Linked DNA regions of Homo sapiens: region 1 is linked to region 2. The links are chromatin loops, found by intact Hi-C in ENCODE. Cell type or tissue: left ventricle myocardium inferior. All regions are shown on one strand. Each heading gives the region's core, and the rest is flanking DNA. Links, peaks and the distances in the headings are about the cores only.

Evidence for each region. Peaks named below come from ENCODE experiments on the same cell type or tissue, not always from the same donor. Only the 100,000 strongest peaks of a DNase experiment are listed, where the experiment ranks them.
Region 1: it touches region 2 in a loop (6-fold over the local background); 93 of 110 quality-filtered maps call a loop at or near these places.

The regions. Positions count from the first base shown.
Region 1 is chr12:119,401,271-119,409,605 of GRCh38, forward strand. The region is part of intron 1 of CCDC60 (coiled-coil domain containing 60); the gene reads left to right. The region is part of intron 2 of PRKAB1-AS1 (PRKAB1, TMEM233 and CCDC60 antisense RNA 1); the gene reads right to left. Among named protein-coding and RNA genes, the nearest start is that of CCDC60, 71 kb to the left of the region's middle. In left ventricle myocardium inferior, for the core only: a CTCF peak has its summit at 4,557; no DNase peak of the experiment used is centred there; H3K27ac peaks cover 1,429 bases.
Region 2 is chr12:119,112,217-119,120,551 of GRCh38, forward strand. It overlaps SRRM4 (serine/arginine repetitive matrix 4), which reads left to right. Exons shown (of 13, transcript NM_194286.4): 3 at 2,062-2,148; 4 at 4,721-4,792; 5 at 8,034-8,060. It overlaps LOC105370021 (a long non-coding RNA gene), which reads right to left. Exons shown (of 3, transcript XR_945429.3): 2 at 4,671-4,743. Among named protein-coding and RNA genes, the nearest start is that of HSPB8, 63 kb to the right of the region's middle. In left ventricle myocardium inferior, for the core only: CTCF peaks have their summits at 3,262 (motif pointing right) and 3,469; no DNase peak of the experiment used is centred there.

The DNA of each region.
Region 1 (8,335 bases), core at 219-8,218, 290 kb after region 2:
TGGCACAAGCATTTGAGACCAGACCCATCTAATCTCCTATCACCAAGAGGTTCAGGATCCCATTCATCCATCCAACTGTCCATCCATCTGTCCATCCATCCATCCTTTCATTCATCAAGCATTTATCCAGCACTTGCTGCGTATCAAATCCTGTACTCAAGGCTGGGGATCTACTGCAAGACAAGACGCAATCTTGGCCCCGAAGGAGCTCAGATCTAGAGGAAGAGACAGCCCGACAATCTCAGCATCTCTTTCTACGTTCAAGACAAGGGCATTGAGCTCAGCCTATGGATGTCCAGATGTCCAGTTGTTGTAGGTTTCTAAGGTGTTGGCAGATAATTAAAACCCAGTCTTCTTTTGTTTGACTCAGATAGATTTATCCACTTTTGGAAGGTTGAATTTATTTTAACATCAGTAAACCAATTCAAGATATCCTCAATAATGGATATCATACAAATATTCAACCATCACATTTCTCTGTTTATAGAGCATCAAAGTGCACAGTACATTGTAAAGCTGCTAATTAATTCTTGTAACGCCCTGGTGTCATGAGCAAAAGGCAGATAATAACCCTATTTTACCAGTGGGACCAATGGCCGCTGTAATTCAGCAACTAGCCTGTGGTCATGTGGCAGATCACCTGCATTTTATACCTTCATTAACAGCACAGCTTATTAATTGTAACAATTACATTCACAATTAACATTTATTGAGAGCCCCCATAAACCTGGCTCTGTCCTAAGAACTTTATACACACATCACGTCCATCACTGGAGGTGCAGCCTCATGTTCCTTCCTCAGACTCATGAAAAAATAAGATCTCCCTGCAGCCAGGGAGGTGGAATATTCTGATTGGCTGGGCCTGCATGTGATGTTGTGTTGATTCTCCATCACAAGCCTATGAAGTAGGCTTTGTGATTATTCTCACCTTGCACACAAGGAAACTGAGGCTCAAAGAGTAATCTTATCTGCCAAAGACCCTGGCTGGTGAACTCAGGTCTGTATGACTCCAAATCCCATACCCTGCCCTTTGACTTATTGCACCTGCTGGGTGACATGTTGGAAGGAGAGGATCGTGTATTCTTGTCCTGAGTCTTCCATTCCTTTGCTGTGTGACGTTAGGAAAATTCTCCAGCTTCTCTGAGTCTTAGATTGCACATCTGTTGGTGAAGCAGAGAGAGTACAAGCTTTGGAGCCAAAGTGCAGTTTGTGTTTGAACCCCACCTCTGTTCCTTACTCTGTCATGTAACTGGAAATTAACCTCTCTGGACCTGTTTTCTCATCTGTAAAATGGAGATAATAGCAGTCCTATCCCACAAAATATATTGCAAGGGTAAATGGAAATAATATGTGTAAAACTAAGTGGGTAGCACATAGTATGCACTTAGACACTTAGTAGGTAAATGGCAGCTGTTTTTAGTGTGTCTGTCATGTGATGGAGGTGTTGTGTTGGGTAATCTCTCAACGCTGATGATCTCTGATAATTTTTAAATGAAAGATCTCCCATGGATTTTGGTTTAGCCACAGAGAACTAGTGTAACTCTCCAGGGGTGTAGTTTGGGGTTGTCTTGACAAAAATATTTGCAATATGCTAACAAAATTGTGGTCAAATCAAGATCCTGCTAGTTGCAAATGATAGAAAACCCCAATTCAATGTGGCCTACGCAAAAGAGAAAACTAATTATCTAAGATTAACAAAAAGTCCACAAATAAACCTAGCTTTAGGAATAATGAGTTCCAAGTGTTCGAACATTATCTCCAGATACATACTCTTCTTTCTTCTGTGTTGCCTTCATTCTCAGGCAGGCTTTACCAAGTTGATGGCCAAGATAGTCGCCAAGAGCTCTAGGCTCACATTCTTCCATGGGAGCAACCCCAGCAGAAAGAGATCTTCTCTTTCCCAAGAGCAGCAGCAAATGTCCTGAGACTAAATACCTTGGTTTTTCTTTGGGTCTCAGACTCATGAAAAAATAAGATCCTCCCTGCAGCCAGGGAGGTGGAATATTTTGATTGGCTGGGCCTGCATCCCGTGTTCACCTCCGAAGCCACATGGATGGAAGGTGAGAGAGGAAGGCTCCCATGGGGAGTTGACTGGAGCATCTATGCCTGGGAGGAAACTAGTACCGTCTAGCTGCCAGTCTGCAGATTTCCTGGGCTTGGAGTCTAGGAGCATAACGTCGAGCTTTAATCACCAAGTTGCAGATTTCCTGGGCTTGCAGTCCAAGAGCATAACATTGGGCTTTAATCACCCAGCTACAAATTGGTGTCCCACTCCCAATCACAGTGGCCTGGGGAGAGTCCCAGCAGCCACACTCAAACCCCTCAGCCCCATCTTCCCCCTGTGCCCTCTGCATAAAATCCCAGATCCCAGCTGCTGTCACGATCATGACTGGCCCTTTCTACCGCTCCCTTGTTCCTCACCCCTCCCCTCCACCAACCCTATTGCTATGCTCCAGCTGGACTGAGCCACCTTCACTATCAAGTTCTCACTCACCTCCATCCCGATCTTTGCAAATGCTGTCCCCTCTGCCTGGCACATCTTCCTCCTTCCTCTTCTTTTATTTATTTTTTCAATTGAAAAATGAAAAATTGTATATATTTATGGCATACAACGTGATGTTTTGATGTATGTATACATTGTGGGATGATTGAATCAAGCTAATTAACATATCCATCACCTCACATACTAATCATTCCTCATCCTTTAGAACTGTACTCAGAAGTCATTTCCTTTAGGCCGGGCACAGTGGCTCATGCCTAGAATCCCAGCACTTTTGGAGGCCGAGGTGGGCAGATCACTTGAGGTCAGGAGTTCGAGAACAGCCTGGCCAACATGGCGAAACTCTGTCTCTACTAAAAATACAAAAAAGTTAGCTGGGCATGGTTGCATATGCCTGTAATCTCAGCTACTTGGGAGGCTGAGGCAGGAGAATCACTTGAACCCGGGAGGCTGAGATTGCAGTGAGCCAAGATCACGCCACTGCACTCCAGCCTGGTTGACAGAGTGAGATTCTGTCTCCAAAAAAAATAAAAAGTCATTTTGTTTATCCTTCTGACTGTCCTCCACCCTTGCTGGGTCAGTTGTGTGCTCACACCTCCAGCTCCCTCACTCCCACCACAGCTACATCATATGATATCATAACTGCTTAATTATCTGCCTACCTCCCCCCCACCACCCTGCCATCAATGAGACCCTGAGAGGGAGTTTGGGGGTGGGTGTGTGTTTCCTAGCTCTGAGCTGGGACCCCCAGAGGGGCTCAGGAAGACCTTTTTGAATGGAGAAATATCTGGACAGTGAGGATGATTTATTGACAAGTCCACAGGTCAGAAGAGCAAGGAGCAAGGCACCAAGTGTGAGATGGACTTGAGAAGGTCCTGGTTAGTTGCCAAAGACCCCAACAGGGATGAGGACAGGTAGGTCTGTCAGAGGTTAGGCAGATAGGGCACTCTTGAATCTCAGCTCTAGATAAGATCTTAACCCAGCTCCAAAACCATGACAGATCTAGAGGGTCGTGCCCAGCAGGGCCCCTTAGAGACAAAGATCCTCACCACTCCCTCCCCAAAGGCACATGGAGATGGTTTGAAAGAAATCTTTGCAGTTCCCACAAAAAGCTTGTGATCTGCAAACAAAAATGCTCCCTCACCTACCTTTGAGGCACTTGGCTCACCTCCTTCTAATTTGCATGATGAACCTGCTTGGGTCTCTGATTAACCCCAGGAAAGCATGAAAATGAGCATTTGACATCATCAAGGGCATCCATGCTTGCTCCTCTTTGGAGAAAGGAGCTCCTCTATTCAGGCTTTCACGTTTGAAAATAATAAGCAAGTTCAGCTCATTTCTCCACCCCAGGCTGCAAACTGCAGCCTTCTCCTGTCTCCGTGCACACCCCCAGGAACCGTGTTTGCTAACAACCAAGAGGAAGGTGTTTTGCTTTTCAAACAAGCCTGAACCCCAATTGGTTTCTCAGCGACTTGATCCTCATTGGTGGCAACTGCGGTTTCTCATCCAGCGTTGTTATTGATTTGGTCATAAGTAATTAAGGAGATAATTCTTACTCAATTACATTTCCTTGAATTTCCTGAGGTTGCTAACTCTGTTCCCCGGCTGTATTTTCTTTTCCAAATTAATTTTGTCTTGACTCTGAAATGAGCATGGATATTACAAGGCTTGTTGTGCTTGTTGATTTTCACGGTAACAAAGTCGGGCTCTGTATTTTAACTCCAACTAGGGCTCTCAAACTCTGTTAGTTTTTAGAAAATTAATGTAAAACATTCTCAGATTTAAAAAAAACCAAAAACAAATATCATCAAAAATCTTCTGCTGTAAAGCAGGAGTCCCTCTTCCCTGCCCTCTTCTCATCCTTGATGCCATCCCTCAGGGCAGCCGTGTCTAACACTTTTTGCTACTTCCTCCAATGACCCGTGCCTCTAAATTATATAAGTTTTACGTGTATTTCTTAGTTTATGCATTTAAAACTTGAATAATTTTCTGCTGTGAAAGATGAGGATCTAGTTACCGCATCCCCACACCACTCCCCACCCCTAACTCCCACCCTCCAAAAGTAGCCTTACCTTCAGCTCCCCTAGTGGTTAATTCTGTAATTAAAAAATATAGATGAGGCTGGGTGTGGTGGCTCACGCCTGTAATCCCAGCACTTTGGGAGGCCAAGGCAGGCGGATCCCCAGAGATCAGGAGTTCGAGACCAGCCTGACCAACATAGAGAAACTCCGCCCTTACTAAAAATACAAAATTAGCTGGGAGTGGTGGCACATGCCTGTAATCCCAGCTATTCAGGAGGCTGAGGCAGGAGAATCGCTTGAACCCGGGAGGCAGAGATTGTGGTGAGCAGAGATCGTGCCATTGCACTCCAGCCTGGGCAACAAGAGGGAAACTCTGTCTCAAAAAATATATATATATATAGATATATATATATAGAGAGAGAGAGAGAGAGTTGGGGTCTTCTTGCCTCATTCACCCTAGACAGCGTCTTTGACTCCTTACTTTGTGGAAGAGATGAGGGTCTCATCAGCTCCCCTTGCGTCTTTATTACTATTTTTACATTGTCAAGATCAATAGCATTCACATTCCATACCCATAATTCAGTTTCCCAGGCTTTGTCTCTGAGTTGTCTAAAAGTTGAAAAATCAACACATATTGAAGTTTTATTTTCATCCCTTCATCCACTCACTGAACAAATAACTGCCAAGAAGCCACTCTTTGTTTGGCATTGTGCCTGAAACCAAAAACACAATGTGACAAGGTCATACTCCTCGCATACATTGCAATGCTAGAATCCAGAGGAGGAGAGAGAAAACAGCATTTACAATGTAAGAGGAATAGCTGCTTAAATCAGTGGTTTTGAATATGTTTAAAATATGAATACAAAACATAATAAAAAGGTAAGCTGAATATAGCAAAAAAAAAAAAAGGTTTTAAATTGGAGCTGCTTGGTTTTCTTTTTACTTCATGAATATAAGCCAAGTCTTGGTGCTCCAGCCCCACCCACTTACCTACATACCCCCACTGATCCTCAGGCTGAAGCCAGAGCACCAGAGGATGCAATACACTAGGGTTTCTCTACTTCCTCCAGGGACTGAGACATGGTGACAGGCATCACGGCTGCATTTTGGTTTCATGTTTGTAAAGTTCCTTCATCAGCAGTGAGTCTTTACAGCATTCAATGTTCATAACACGCTGGCTGGAAATACCACTTTAGGGACAGCTAAGGACAAATATCTTCTTGTCATGAGAGGTGCCAGAACAGTCACCACAATGCCAGTGGGGTCAGCAGAGAACACCGAGGGGACATCCAGGGCCATAGGGGGGTATATTCTGACTGCCCTTGGCATGAATGTCCCATCCAGGTGGGGTGTGTGTACGTAAATGGAGCATAACACTAGAAGCCAGGTGGCCAAGTGCAGTAGGAAAATTAAAATTATAAGATGATGTATCTGGCCAGGCACTGTGGCTCACACCTATAATCCCAGCACTTTGGGAGGCCAAGGCGGGACAATTACTTGAGGCTAGGAGTTCAACATCAGCCTCGGCAACATAGTGACAACTCACCTCTACAAAAAAAAAGAAAAGAAAAGAAAAGAAAAAGAAATTTAATTAGCCAGGCATGGTGGCACGTGCCTGTGGTCCCAGCTACTTGGGAGCCTCAGGAAGGAGGATCACTTGAGCCCGAGAGTTCGAGACTGCAGCGAGCTATGATCATGCCACTGCACTCCAGTCTGGGTGACAGAGCAAGACCCTGTCTCAAAAATAAATTAATTAATTACTAAAAATATGTTGTATCTATCCAAGCACACATGCATGCATATGTACCAATTAAGAAAGCCCGAGATTGTTGTTCTACTTGCTTACCTTGGAAACGACCCAGTAGTTTCTTCACTTAATGATCACCACTGGGTTCATTTCCTGACCCTGTAGTTATATGCAGTCACTCTGCCCCTCCATGCCTTGGTAGTGGCTTTTTTTTAACCCATAAAATGGGCACTCCAGAAGGTGTATTTCTTATGGCTCTTGCCCAAACAGTTAGCAAATGGCAGAGCTGGGATTTAAAACCAAGTCTGTCTGATTAAGTCTGTGCTTTTCAATACTACAATCTACTGTCTCCTGTGGTAGTTCAGTTATGGAATGATCTTGTTTACAACCAAGTCATGCCCAGGCCGTGGACAAAAAATTAAATTAAATTAAAAATAAAAAGGTTTTCTCTGCTTTATTTTATTAGAAATAAAAAGGTTTTTTTTAAATGCATATGGGAGCCAGCTAATGGCTCACACCCTGAAACAGACCAACACATTTTTCTTGCCAATAGGGGAGACTGTTATAGTCAAAGAAGAGCTATTAATTTTGTGACTAGCCCCTAAAGAGAAAGTAAATGAGTTTATGTAACCCAAATCATCAACTGTTTCTTGTGGAGAGTTTATTCCTGTATAGCTGTATTTCAGTTACATATTTCTATGTGACAAATTACTCTAAACCTTAGCAGCTTAAGGCAACAAACATTGATTATCTCACAATCTCTGTGGGTCGGGAATCTAGGCATGGCTTAGCTGGGAGCCTCTGCTTCAGGATCTCCTGAGGCCACACTGAAGATGGCAGCTGGGCCTACAGTTATTTCAAGACTCAACAGGGAGACGGCTCACTCCTGAGCTCATACACTTGGCTATTGGCTGGTATCAGGTGCTTTCTGGCTGTAGGCTAGAGATGTATTAGGCTGGTGCAAACGTAGTTGTGGTTTCTGCCATTTAAAAGTAATAGCAAGGGCTGGGCGCAGTGGCTCACACCTGTAATCTCAGCACTTTGGGAGGCCGAGGTGGGTGGATCACGAGGTCAGGAGATCGAAACCATCCTGGCTAACACGGTGAAACCCTGTCTCTACTAAAAAAAATACAAAAAATTAGCCAGGCGTGGTGGCGGGCGCCTGTAGTCCCAGCTACTTGGGAGGCTGAGGCAGGAGAATGGTGTGAACCTGGAGGCAGAGCTTGCAGTGAGCCGAGATCAGGCCACTGCACTCCAGCCTGGGTGACAGAGCGAGACTCCGTCTCAAAAAAAAAACAAAGAGTAATAGCAATAACCGCAATGACATTGGCACCAACCTAATAAGTTTCTTGCTATGTGGACCTCTCCCAAAGAGAAGCTCACAACTTGGAAGCTGGTTTTCCCCAGATCAAGAGCAGGTGCCCAAGACAGAAGCCATGTTTATCCTGTAACCTCATCTCAGAAGGGACATTGCATCACTTTTGCCATGTTCTAGTCATTAGAAGTGAGTTACTAGGTTCAGCCCAACCTCCAGGGGAGGAGATTATACAAGAGTGTGAGTACCAGGAGGTGGGTATCATGGGGGATATCTTAAGAGGCTGCCTACCACAGACTCCGGTGTAGGGGAAAGCAAAACCTAGATCCTGATCATCGCCAACCTGGGTGCTGGGTGCCCCGGGATCTCCAGGCAAAATAAAAACACAGCTCTTGTCTTAGCAACAGTGTTGCTCAACCTCAGCACTCTTGAAAGTTTGGAGCTGATACGGCTTTGTGGGGGAAGAAGGACTGTCCTGTATATTGTAGGATGTTTAGCAGCATCATGGGCATCTACTTACTAGATGCACCACCCCCCAACCCCCAGCAAGTTGTGACAGCCAAAAAGAACTTCTGTAACACCTTGGGAAGTTGCCTGGTTATCTACTGAAGGTCTCCCTTGCAATGAGGAAGAGGAGGTATTGCAGCTACTAGGCAGCAGCAAGACCTTAATGAATGACATCTTTATTGTCCCCAAAATGTACTCCAGCCCTCACACCAACAAACAATTAAGAAATGCAAAAAGATAAATGA
Region 2 (8,335 bases), core at 210-8,209:
CCTCTTAGAAATGCAAATCAAAACCACAATGAGATGCCATCTCACGCCAGTCAGAATGGCAATTATTAAAAAGTCAAGAAACAACAGATGCTGGTGAGGTTGTACAGAAATAGGAATGCTTTTACACTATTAGTGGGAATGTAAATTAGTTCAACCATTGTGGAAGATGGTGGTTCCTCAAAGACCTAGAACCAGAAATACCATTTGACCCAGCAATCCCATTACTGGGTATATACCCAAAGGAATGAATATATGTCATTCTATTATAAAGATACATGCACGCATATGTTCATTGCAGCACTATTCACAATAGCAAAGACATGAAATGAACCCAAATGCCCATCAATGATAGGCTGGATAAAGAAAATGTGGTATACATATACCATGGAATACTATGCAGTATTCCATACTATGAACAAGATCCTGTCCTTTGCAGGCACAAGGATGAAGCTGGAAGCTATTATCCTCTGCAAACCAATGCAAGAACAGAAAACCAAATACTGCATGATCTCACTTATAAGTGGGAGCTGAACATTGAGAACACATGGACACAGGAAGGGGAACATCACACACTGGGGCCTGTTGGGGGAGAGTGGTGGCTGAGGAAGAGCATTAGGGAAAAGAGCAAATGCATGCTGGGCTTAATACCTAGGTGACGGGTTGATAGGTGCAGCAAACCACCATGGCACACATTTATCTATGTAACAAACCTGCACATCCTGCAAATGTAGCCCGGAATGTACAAATTTAAAATTAAAATTAAAAAAAAACAGCACATCAAAAGTTCCACATTCAGGAAAGCAAATTAGTAGAAAAGCTCAATAATATAAATAGTCTCTCCTCCAGCTGTTTAAATAAAATGACATCTGATAATTTTTAAAAAGTGGCTCTCTTGAAAATATTATAAATATAGCTATATGATTCTTATTTGCTGAAGATAGAGACCCTGGCATATATTCTAACCATTTTATCATTCTTTCTACTAACCACAATGATCCAGATTCTTAAAATGGAATTAAATACAGCAGTACTTTATGATATTCTATAAAAAGTTGGGTAATTTCCAGATGATTGGCCACACAAACAAGTTTGAGAAGGCAGCTGGTTTTGTGGGGAAAATCTCAGGGTAGGAATCACACAGGCCTTGATTCAAATCCTAGCCTGGACACATTCTAATTGTCTAGCCATCAGCAAGTTAATTAACCTTTCTGAGGCTCAAGACAGTAAAAGTCATACCATTCTCAAAGTGTTTGTATCCCAATATATAAAAAAACTTGGCACATAACAAGCGCATAAATGCTAGTTGTGTCACTGCTGAAATAATGACAATATTAGTAGTAAGATTATGTTTTCCCCTTGAGGTTCCACTAGGTTGGCATGTTCCAATTCCCAAGCAGTTTTTCATCTAAAACCATCTTCCTTTGCCATGGGATAGTGTTTTTAAAAAAATCCCTGGAGCCTGCCCCAATTATAAAAGAAGATAACTTGACTTCATTTAACTGCAGCCTCAGCATTTGAATTTAATTGAACAGGAAATAATTATTCTTGAAGAGCGGAGGTTTTTGAGGTTCTGCGAGGCAATATAAGATACGTATCTCGTTACATTAGACCTTGGCAAATATACTTTTAATAATCAGCTGCTACTTAACATACCTTCCGCCTGCTATTAAATTTCCAGCAGGAACTACGGACACGATATATTGGGGAGGGAGGGGGCTGAACGGCTGATGAGTTATTTAAAAAGTGATTTATTTACCAAGGCAAGCCATTTGCAAATTCAATAATAAATCTATTTAGGAGTAGTTAACCTCTATAACTCTGTTTTTAATAATCAGTTGGTGTTTGGGTAACGTACAACGTCTGTCTCATTAACTCGGCATTAAGTCCTTATTTAGGTACTTAGTCTGAAGTGTGACCCAATCAGCCATGAGGTGGTAATGAGGCACTGGCTATAGGTCCTTGATCATCCAAGGACCTGGGTCCTTCCCTGGCTGCACCAGCTCTGGTTGGGGAGTTGGGGAACCATGAGTTATCTAATGCTCCTCTCTTTGCTCCTCACAGTGCCTCTCATGACAAAGACTTGACACCACCACCTTCCTCCAGGGGAAAGAAGAAAAAGAAGAAATCCACTCGGAAGAAGAGAAGGAGGTAAGAGCACCAAGAGGGAGATAAAACCTGTAAGATGCAGGCAGGGACAAAATATGGGTTTCAAAGTCAGACAGTGGCTCCCTCTTGGGTTCAAATCCCCTCTCTGATGCTTAACTAGCTGTGTGACCTTGGGCAAGTCACTTTACATCTCTGTTCCTGTTTTTATTATACTTCTCCAAAATGGTGATAATATCTACCTTTTGAGATTTCATGAAAATTACATGAAAAATTAATGTGGAAGCGGCTGTCACAGTACCTGGCACATGGTAAATGACTAATTAATAGGAAGCATAGTCTTTTTTTTTTTTTTTTTTTTTTGAGACGGAGTCTCGCTCTGTCACCCAGGCTGGAGTGCACTGGCATGATCTCGGCTCCCTGCAATCTCCGCCTCCCAGGTTCACTCCATTCTCCTGCCTCAGCCTCCCGAGTAGCTGTGACTACAGGCGCCCGCCACCACGCCAGGCTAATTTTTTGTATTTTTAGTAGAGACAGAATTTCACTGTGTTAGCCAGGATGGTCTCCATCTCCTGACCTTGTGATCCGCCTGCCTCGGCCTTCCAAAGTGCTGGGGTTACAAGCGTGAACCACCGCGCCTGGCCGGAAGCATAGTCTTTAGCATGAATATTGAATTATTTTTTGAGAGCTTACTAGATGCAGAGGACTAGACTAGGCACCGTGGTCTTCATTATCTCTTTTATCCCTGACCATTGTCTACCAGGAAAGCATTATTATTCCCATTTTAGAGATGAGAAAATAAAGGCTCACAGAGGTGGTGACAGGATCTACAGGGGCTTGACGCCAGGTTCTCAGTTGGTTCTACGACGCCCACCTAACTAGTTCAATATCTAGGATAATAGGTGGGTGTTGGAGGGGAGGGGTGCTGTTTGTTTGTTTGCCAGCTATTGACTCTTTGGTATCCTATGCATTTTTTCTACGTCCAATTCCTTTAAAATTTTTTTATATTTAAAATGATTTCCAGATTTGCTTGTAGGCTGCCACTAACTAGACTGAAAGCATCTCTAGTGTGCCAACTCCAGAGGGGCAGGCTTAAATTAACCCTTAAGGCTGCCAACTGAGAATCACAGCAAACTTCTGAGGCAGTATTTATAGAAACCTGTAGGGGGCAGCAGAGAGCAGCATCTGATGACTTGGGCTTCAACTCCAGGTTTTCTGGAACCTTGTTTCACAGACACCCCTTAGCCTCATTCTAAAAGGACAGGCTCAAAGAGGAGCCAGGGGGAAATATGGATGAAGACTCTGAGTCCTAGCCATTGTAGGGTAGGAGATGAAATTGAGGCAAGTGCTTTGGATTTCCTAATTTGAGGGGTGGGCCAGAGAATACTCTAAAAAAGGAAACCTCAGATATTAAGATTCACTAATTGACTCGTTCATCCAGTGAATATTCACTGAGCATGTGTCTGGGGACAAATGTTATGATTCCTTGAAGGCTGAATTGTTTCTCAGCCATTCCCTTCTGCAGACATGTTTTGTTTGACCTGCAAAGTGATTTGATTTTTTTTTTAATTGGTGGTCAACATTTCCAAATCGGGAGATTTCATATGAAAATGTGGAGTTTTGGAGGCTCCTTTAGAAAAGGCAGGTGCTGTAGAAGCCCAGACCTGAATTCCTACACAGGATCTTCGGCTAATCTGAGAAGCAGACTCCCCTCCAGCCAGAACCTCTCTGGTTCCCCCACAGTCCCCACTACTCCCTACTGTCTTCCACCCAGCCTGCTTCATCCATTCATGTTACCTGAGAGGGCCCTGTTAGCATTGAATTTGTAACCTCTCATCTGTTTCAACCCTGGTCTTTTGTCAGCGGGGAAATAAGAGACTTAGAGATGAGCCTTGACATGCCCAAGGTGGCTCTGTGAGTTGGTAGTAGTCAAGATTGGAACTTAGGTCACCTGAGCCTCAGTCTTGAGTCATCACCATGGACTCAGAGTAGCTCTGTTGCTCAGGTAACACTTTGATGGCACTATCCGTGCAGCCGCAGCCTGGCAAGATATCCTTCAGGGGCTCAGTCTTACCAGGGAGACAAAGGATGGGGCAAAGGAGAAACCCTGAGACTTTGAGAGGAGGGTTGCAGCTTGAAGGGAGAACAGCAGACAGAAGGAAGCCTTTCCAGCTTGACCAGGCAGGCAGCTGTGAGGTGCTATGGTGACTGAGAGCAAAAACCAGTGGGATCCCAGCTCATCTACTTCCTAGCTGTGTGTCTTTAGGCCGGTCACTTCACCTCTCTGAACTTCATTTTCTTTGTCTGAAAAGGGAGGGTAGCAATTGTACCTACCTAAGAAGTGTGTGAAAGGATTGAATGAGATAATGCTTACAAAACACAAGGTAATGGTTTACATTAACTTGTTAAAAATTAAAATCAAATGAAAAGTAAAATTAAATTTGTGAGCAATTAAAAATTGCTTACAAATGCAAGCTAGTATCAGCATGGATATTATCTTTGATGTGTGTTCCTGCAAGAGCTAAAACCCTGTATAAGGACTGGGGAAGGTTCTTTTTGAAACCAACCTTGGCCTTTAAGAGCCTCCTTCTGAAATGTGTCTTCTTGGCCCTGGCAGGTCCTCATCCTATAGCCCATCGCCTGTCAAGAAAAAGAAGAAGAAAAGTTCCAAGAAACACAAGCGACGCAGGTATTGTCCTTTTTCTCTGCAAACAAGACCTCCCCAGGTGGGGTGGGGAGGACAGTTGATGGCACTAAAAGGTCATCTGGAAGCATATCATGTCATTTATGTAAAACAATTATCTATGTCTTTTTACGTATTTGTGTCTTGTGTAAGCTGGGACTGTGGCTGCGAAGACTAGAGGTCCACACATGCTAACTGAGGCCAGAGGAGGACTTGATTATAAAGAAGCAGGAGTGACTCAGGGACCAGCCAGGCCTGAGCAAGGGGCTAGAACAAGGAGTGGAAAGCTGACAGGACCCACCTGGGACCTGAAGTGCCCGCTGTCTCCTGGTCCCCATGAGGGACATGGCTGCACCCTGCCCCATCTCTCCATGTTGCAGGCCAAGTTGCAAGGAGACACTGAATCTCTCTGTCTTGTTCCTTATTCCAAATTCCCAAGGAAATGCCCCTCTTGTCAGTCCATTGCATGCTAGAGAATGAGATCATGTTGAAAAACATGGCTGTGCTGAGATTTCCCATGCTGGTGCATGGGGATGCAGTGACGGTAGTTACAGCGCATCATGAACTGGGCCCATGTTCCTGGTGTTCACTGTGCACACACACACACACACACGTGTATGTTTACAGGGGAAGGAAAAGACTAAAAGGATACTGTAGTCCTGGCACTTTGGGAGACCAAGGTGGGCAGATCACGAGGTCAGGAGGTCGAGACCATCCTGGCCAACATGGTGAAACCCAGTCTCTACTAAAAATACAAAAATTAGCCAGGTGTGGTGGCACGTGCCTGTAATCCCAGCTATTTGGGACGCTGAGGCAGAAGAATCACTTGAACCGGGGAGTCAGAGGTTGCAGTGAGCCGAGATCGCTCCATTGCACTCCAGCCTGGCAGCAGAGTGAGACTCTGTCTAAAAAACAAACAAACAAACAAACAAACAAAGGATATACAACAGAGGGCTCAGGTTTGTGGTTTATGGCCCAAACCAACACTTTATAATTGGAAGATTCTGCAATACAGAAATACAGTTTTCTAGTTCCTCTGTAGAGTCAGAAGGTCTGTCTTCTCTGGGCCTATTTTCCCACGAGCAACCATCCCCTGGAGCTGAGGAGTTGCCAAGCATTTAGACAGAGTGCTCCAGTTGGCCTTAGGACCTGTCCAGCCTGCTCTACCCACTTACAAAGCCTGCTTGGCCCCTGGAGGCAGGAAGTTTGAAGCTCCCTATACAAGTTATTTGCTGTAGTGAGCTGCGGATAATGGGAAAAGAGTGATTTATATATTACTTTTGCTTATCCGTATCATCCAATTTTCCTACATCAATTGTAGATTACTTGTGCAATTAACAACAGAATGAATGAGAGGTAAGAGGTTGTTTGGGGCTTCCCCCTGCATCTCAAGTCCAGTTCAAAGTTGCACCAGTGTGGCTTTTCCCAATCCAGGGATATGACCACATCTCAGTGCTGGTTGCTAGAGTGGCCTCAAACTCAGTTGGCTCTCACTGGTTATGTCAACCACCTGCCCAGACTTCCTGACTGATGTTATCTGAGTTTGTGTTTACTACAAGGCATGGGCAAACTAATTAGTGAAATGTTGTTAATTTGGTGTCAGCAATCTTTCCCCAAGTGGAGTCCTTTGTAGAGGCAATGGCCCACACTTATGATTCTAGATGGCCACCTTATCACCTCCCTTTGCTGAGCAGCTCCTCCCAATTTGGGGGTTCGCTGGGGGAAGGGAGAACAACTTTCCCATATTTGGGCTCTGGAAGCCAAGTGGCTTCTCACTCACAGATTCCTTCTCATGAGAAAGACACTGACAGACAGTCAGAAACAGGCTTTTCCTGCCCGGTCAGCCCAGGTCTTAGAGCTTTACAGAGTAGGGGGTTCATATGAGGGAGATGATTAGGAGGGGAAATTCTGTTGCTATTCCTTCCCAAACCCTGACCTCCCGAGCACCATCCTACTCCTGGTCCAGCCTCTCCAGGCTCTTGAAATGTTTGGTGAATGATAGCTGACACTTTTGGAGATGGGACCTAGGGGTAGCGAAAGCACTGAGATTTTTTTTTTTTTTTTTGTCTCTCCTCAGTTAGCAAGGCTTCTGAGTTTTTAAAAATTTTTCATTTTTCTAGCTAATGCATGCTGCACTTAATACCTAGGTGATGGGTTGATAGGTGCAGCAAACCACCATGGCACACATTACATGTAGCAAACCAGCACATCCTGCGTATGTACCCCAGAACTTAGAATAAAAATTAAAATTTTTAAAAAATGATTTTTCACATCTATTTATTGAACACCCATTATGTATCATGAATGAGGATTCTGAGTCCCAGAAAAGAAACCAAAACCCAGTCCCTGCCCTCCAATTCTCACATTCTAGTGGGGAAAATCGATCATTCTAATATGGAGAAGTCTGTACCCTGATGATGATAAGCTCAGAGGCTCACCCAGAGCTTGGGGGAGTAGACAGGAGGCATCCAACCAGCCTGAGGGACTCAGAAAATGTTACAAGGAGAAGACGGCCTCCAACTGGAGCACTGAAGAATGAGAAGAAGCTACATGGGTGATGCTGTTTGACTCTGAGCAACTTAATCAACTTCTCTGATCGTCAGTGTTTTTGTAAAATGGTTGTTAATAGTACTCCACAGGGCTTGGGGAAGATTGAATGAGATTGTACGTGACAGGTGCTAAGTACAGAACCTGGCACACAGTAAGAGTTCCACATGTGGAAGCTGGCTGTCTCATGATGATGACGGTGATGATGAGGATGAGGAGGAGGAGGAATGCACAACAAGGGAGAGAGAAGATGAGATGGAGAATGGAGGAGGGGAAAGGCAGAAGACTCTCTCTACGTTCTCCTTATCCAGCCTCATCCAGGACAGATTTACTGACAGTTTTGGGGGAGGATTGGAGCACCGGTAGGCTTTGATCTGGAAATTCAGAATCAAACCAGTATCTCCCATACAATTTTCATAGTCTCTGAAATCTAAGAGAGGAGGAGGATTAGCTAGGTGTCCCGACCCCCTGTAGCGTGATCACAAACATGCTGATACCTTCATACCAGGAAAAAAAAAAACTTTCAAACTCACCTATATTTACGTTTTCCCCTCCCTCCCTTCCTTCACCATCCCTCCCTTTCTTCCTTCCTCCTTTCTCTCCTTCTCTCCCTCTCTCCATCTCTCTCTCTCTCCCTCTCTTTCTCTGCCTTTTTTTTCTTTGATTCTTCTTTTCATTTTTTTTCTTTCTTTCTTTTCAGGTCATTCTCCAAGAAGAGAAGGCACAGGTAAGACTCTTGTTCTCTGACTGCCTGTTCAATTTTCTGCTTTCTCAGCCAGCTTGGGGCAGCTTCTAGGTCAGCCCTCAGTTTCCATCTGTGCTCTTAGGCATGACCCCTTCATCTTCCTGGGCCTCAGTTTCCTCCAAAATGAAGGTCTGGGCTGTTTTTTCTGAGTATTCCAAGCCAGCTTTTGACTTCCATCAGGCCAGGGGGTTGATCTTGGACCAGCCCTATCGATGTCTCGACCCCAGAATGTCTCATTACTACCCCTGCCACTGGTT